2 separate regions of the Homo sapiens genome follow, and region 2 is linked to region 1. A link is an interaction called in ENCODE POLR2A ChIA-PET data of the cell type or tissue named here. Cell type or tissue: OCI-LY7. All regions are shown on one strand. Each heading gives the region's core, and the rest is flanking DNA. Links, peaks and the distances in the headings are about the cores only.

Evidence for each region. Peaks named below come from ENCODE experiments on the same cell type or tissue, not always from the same donor. Only the 100,000 strongest peaks of a DNase experiment are listed, where the experiment ranks them.
Region 2: POLR2A ChIA-PET joins it to region 1 with 5 read pairs; 4 of 35 experiments call an interaction of 5 or more read pairs at or near these places.

What each region holds. Positions count from the first base shown.
Region 1 is chr3:182,055,306-182,058,129 of GRCh38, forward strand. No RefSeq gene overlaps it. Among named protein-coding and RNA genes, the nearest start is that of LINC01206, 100 kb to the left of the region's middle. In OCI-LY7, for the core only: no CTCF peak of the experiment used is centred there; no DNase peak of the experiment used is centred there.
Region 2 is chr3:181,835,454-181,838,277 of GRCh38, forward strand. No RefSeq gene overlaps it. Among named protein-coding and RNA genes, the nearest start is that of LINC01206, 120 kb to the right of the region's middle. In OCI-LY7, for the core only: no CTCF peak of the experiment used is centred there; no DNase peak of the experiment used is centred there; H3K27ac peaks cover 182 bases.

The sequences.
Region 1 (2,824 bases), core at 148-2,647:
AAAGGATTGCTTGAGCCCAGGAGGTTGAGGCTGCAAAGAGCCATGATCGTGCCACTGCATTCCCGCCTGGGTGATGGGAGTGAGACCCTGTCTCAAAAAAAAAAAAAAAAAAAAAAAAAAAAAAAAAAAAAAAAAGATTCTCCACTTCCAGGCCTATCTTGTATATTTCCCGCCCCAGCTTTAGAATCAGTTAATTTTTCAAGAACATCTGATCCTTTTATTGAAAAATGGTATTAGAAATCAAGATCGCTAATAGCCTGTCATTACTTCCAGGCCCTCTCAGTGGAGAGAATTAGGAAATATATTTATATGTGTGTGTGTCTATAGCAACCCATGTATATGCACATAACTGTAATTTTTCTCTATCAAACCATCTGCATCTATATAAGCTAAACATGAGTTCACACTGATGTCTCTGAATCTAGTCCAGTACCATGTGGTTCACTCTAGACTTCCCTCGTGGCTTATCTGTAACTTTCTATGCCAGCTGGTAGAAATCTGGTTCTTGTCATGCACCATCCATTTGCTCACTTGTTCAATCTTAGTATATATGTACAGCAATTTCATAATTGTTAGCCTATACCCCCATGAGAAAAGTCACCAGCTAGAGTACAGTAAGCACAGTACAGTTTTGTTTAGTCTTGCAGTTTCCAGTAAAAACACAATTTTTCAAAGTTACTTAGGTCAACACCTTCCCCAGGCCCCCCGCTGACTTATTCACTTTTTATATTTATTTATTTATTTATTTTGAGACAGTGTCTTGCTCTGTCACCCAGGCTGGAGCACAATGGTGAGATCATGGCTTACTGCAGTCTCAACTCGTTGGTTCAAGTGATCTTCCTACCTCCACCTCCCAGTAGCTGGGACTACAGGTGCATGCCATCATACCCAGCTAGCTTTTTGTATTTTTTTGTGGTACAGGGTTTTGCTATGTTGCCCAGGCTTGTCTCAAACTCCTGGGCTCCAGGAATCCACCCACCTCAGCTTCCCAAAGTGCTGGGATTACAGGCATGAGCCACCATGCCAGGCCACTTATTCACTTCTATTTGTTCCAGAACATAGAACAATATTTGGCATATAAAAAGCATTTAAAAAATACTGGCTGAATGAGTAAATGACATAAAAATCATGAAGGAAGGGTCTCATATTTTTTCATTTGTTACCTTTTAGTGAAGATGACCTTGACAACCAATATATATTGCAGTCCGACCCCTCATTCCCTATATGCCTTTGCTGATTTACTTTTGTCCATAGAACTTATCATCATCTACATATTATCATATTTGGGGCATGTTAGAACAGCAGTGATTATTGCAATACAGTCTACCATTTATCCATGAATACTTCTTGCCATGAGCTTTAATGAGACATTCAACTGCTGCAATATATTTCATATGTCTATCTCTCACTTAAAAATTAGTATGCCTGTATCAAACATTTCCTGTATCTTATAAATATACACACCTACTCTGTACCAACAAAAATTTTTTAAAAATTAAAAAAATTTTTTCACACATAATCTTATTTAATCCTTCCAAGACCCTGTGAGGTACGCAGGGTAAATGCCTAAAGATGACAAATTGAGGTTCAGAGGAATAAATAATGTGACTCAAATCACACAATTAATCAGTGATAAAGTTGGGATTCTTCTGTTAGCCACTATATCTCCCGGGAGCATAAGCAAAAGATATCTTGGGAATGGGGATGAGATGGCGCTGATCGAGTTAGACATGGCAACCAGGGCCCTGAGATACCCTTCTACCCCTTCCCCCCACCCCACACACCCACCTGGGAGAATACCTGTTACTGGAACAGAATGAGCATGACTTCATAAAGAATAGTTCATGTCTTTAATAAAATTTACCTTCCATCACTGGTAACTATGGCTGTGATAAAGAGAAACAAATCTAAAGATTTTTTTGCCTTTTATCATTTACCATTGGAGAATCACTTTAGAGCAACTCAGAAACACACACAGTTGGGCCAGCTTTGTTTCTTGGCTAATGGGAGAGTATGAACTGAGCCCAGATGACCACTTTAAGGGGCTGTCATAAGAAAAATTTAAGCAGAGAGGGCATGTGGATGAAGAAAGAAGGAAAACCAAGTGATCTTACTTTTATTTAAAAGTAAAAGTCAACACTTTCCCCTGACCCCCCCACTGACTGACTGACTTTTTTTTTGAGACAGGGTCTTGCTGTGTCACACAGGCTGGAGCCCAGTGGTGAGATCACATGCAAATAAAAGTCTTTTATTTTTAAGGACTGTTCCATGAGCTGTTATGTTGGTTATTACGCTGGAGAGCAGGGTCAGGGAGTAACTGTGGAATGATTTGACCAGCAGCATGTATTCAAATATGTGGAATGACAGATTATCTTGCCTTTTGCAAGGCAAGTTTACGTTTGGTATTGTAAAGCACATTAATGCATAAATATGACTTTGTTCAGACTTTCCTTATATAAATACTAAAATGGTATTTGAGTCAGTTCCAATGAGAATATATGGTTCTTAAAAGCCTAAAGTGCAAATTAAAACTATCTTTCCAGCTTCCACAGCACCCCTCAGCCTCTCACCACCACTTATAAGTAAGTTTATAGCTATTTTATGTTAAAACATTTTAACATAAAATTTAACATAAAGTATTCCCTGGAACATCTAGGCTTGGCCTAGTAGCTACTCTGATCTTGACGAATCTATAATCTGACTTTCACAAAAGTCAGTTACCTAGTTTCTTAAGTAGCTTCTTTTAGTTCTCTTCTCTTCAAGATAATGGGAATGGGAATGATTTATCTGCCAAAGGAGGCTGTAGTGGGATAATACTGAGCAC
Region 2 (2,824 bases), core at 150-2,649, 220 kb before region 1:
AGTCCAGTATGATAGTAAGGGGAGATGTGGCTGTTTAACATTTGCAATGCGGTTAGTGCAACTCAGGCACTGAATTTTTAATTTAAATTAATTTAAATTTAAATAGCTACATGTGGCTAGTAGCTACCATTGGACAGTATAGCTCTAGATGAAAGATGAGGTAGATTCATTGGTTGAAAGTGAAGCTGAGAGGTGAGAATGTAGGGATAAGTTGGAGGTTACAGAAGAGATGAAAAGATGTAAGACAGTCCTCTTGATGTGTGATCATGACTGGTCAACACAGTGGTGTGATTTTCTCCAGCAAATACAGTTGCAGAAAAATCATATTATAAAAACATTGGCTGGGTGCGGTGGCTCATGCCTGTCATCCCAGCACTTTGGGAGGCTGAGGCAGGTAGATTGCTTGAGCCCAGGAGTTCGAGACCCTGTCTCTACAAAAAATACAAAAATTAGCTGCATGTGCACTTCTAGTCCCAGCTTCTTAGGAAACCGGGGTGGGAGGATCGCTTGAGCCTCGGAGGCAGAGGTTGCAGTGAGTTGAGATCAGCCACTGCACTGCAGCCTGGGTGACAGAGTGAGACTGTCTCAAAAAAAAATAAATAAAATCCCTCCCCCCCACCACATACACATTTTGACACCAGAGTTGAACAAACCCCCATTCTCCTCTAGTTTTCCAGGGAGGAAACAGATGGCCATGAAAATAAATAACTGAAGTTACTGGCCCAAGGTGACTACTACCTGGCATAACCAGGTCCTTAAGTGTTTCATTCCCTCAAATTAGTACCCTTTCCTTCATTTTTCTGCCTCCTCTTGCACCCTCTATTTGAATAATTTAATACCTATGGGCAAATGTTTTAGTACTCTCTAAAATCAGACCTGGAATCCAGACTGATCTCAGGAAAGGTGTGACCTCCAATATTACTTATGTATAAAATATGAGCAAATATTTTGCCGCCTTTTGTATTTAATCATTTTTCTTTGGCTTCTTTTGTCCCCTATGCAGTCTCAATACCTTCACAGAGGTGAAGAAGCAGCAACCAAATGAATTAGACAGCAACATGATTCCTAGAGAATGGCAAGACCAATTCTTCAACTACTTCTTCAGCATTTCTGAAACATATGGAAGATGGCCCATTGTGCTCTCTTAATTCTTTGATAATCTGGACATTGACTTTTCCATTATATGACCTGGGCTTGTGGGCATCATGTCATAATGCACCTGTTCAGACATCTCCCTGTACCAATATGGATCACTTGAAGAGACTCCTTTGCCCCCATCAAAAAGGATACAGTTGTGTATCTCTTCCATTTTTGTTTACAGTGCCTAAAATTATTTGAGCAGTTTTTCACCTCTTCTCTGATAAACACCTTATTAGTCCTTAAAAAGAAAAGAAAAAAGGAAAATAAAACTTTTATTGAGATCCTAACATGTGGCAAATGCAATCATATAAATAATTTATTTATTCAACAAATAGTATATGCACAACCCAATGAAATAAATGAAGGATACATAGATGATGAGGACAAAGTTCATGCTTAAAAGAAGCTCTTAGTCTACTGAGAGAGACAGATAATGTCTAAGGATAAATTGCAGCATAAATAAATCCAACCCTGGGAGGTAACTATTTTTATTCTTGTTTTACAGATTCAGAAACAGGCCACTAAAGGTTAAGTGATGAATTCATGATCACACAGCCAGACACAGGATTTCAACTCAGATTCAAATACCGCCAGAACACCTCCCATTGGGGAAAAAAACCTGCCAGTAAACTACATTTAAAATTTTATTTTGAATGTCAAGCTTAAAAGGTAAGATATAATTAACATATATCACTAAAACATTTTTTTAATGCTCTGAAATATTACCAGGAAAAGTCATCAACTTTGATTCTATCTTTTTTTTTTTTTTTTTTTTGAGATGGAGTTTCACTCTGTTGCCCAGGCTGGCATGCAATGGCACAATCTTGGCTTACTGCAACCTCCACCTCCTGGGTTCAAGCGATTCTCCTGCCTCAGCCTCCCGAGTAGCTGGGATTACAGGCATGTGCCACCACGCCTTGCTATATTGTTTTTTTTTTTTTTTTTTTTTTTTTTGAGACAGAGTCTCGCTCTGTTGCCCAGGCTGGAGTGCAATTGCAAGGTCTTGGCTCATTGCAACCTCTGCTTCCCGGGTTCAAGCGATTCTCCTGCCTCAGCCTCCCAAGTAGCTGGGACTACAGGTGCATGCCACCATGCCTGGCTAATTTTTTTGTATTTTTAGTAGTGATGGGCTTTCACCATATTGGCCAGGCTGTTCTTGAACTCCTTACCTCAAATGATCTGCCCGCCTCGGCCTCCCAAAGTGCTGGGATTACAAGCGTGAGCCACTGTGCCTTGCCGACTCTATCAATCTTTAAAAGACATAGAAATGTAGTCTTGGAAAATGAGCCCTGGAACTGAATCAAGGACAAAGTCACTGAAAATAACTCCTGGCTTCTTGACATTCTAGCTGTGTGAACATGGACTTGTAACTTAATGTCCTCTAAACTTCAGATTTCACATACTTAAGGTGAAGATAAATAATACTTATTTCCCTGGGTGAGGATTATACAAGATATGTCTAGGGATGCAGTAGACATACATTCAATGTCAGCTGACTTTGAATCAAGCAGTGTCATTGTTCTGGTTTTTCCTAGGATTTGATTTTTACAGTATTCAGTTTGTTTACTTGTTGAGAAAAATTAAGGGGGGGCAGAGAAATGAAGCAATGGTTGGAGAGAGAAAGGAGGTGTGTTCACATTGAAGATGAGAGTGTGGATTTATAATCTATAAAACTGAAGTTTTC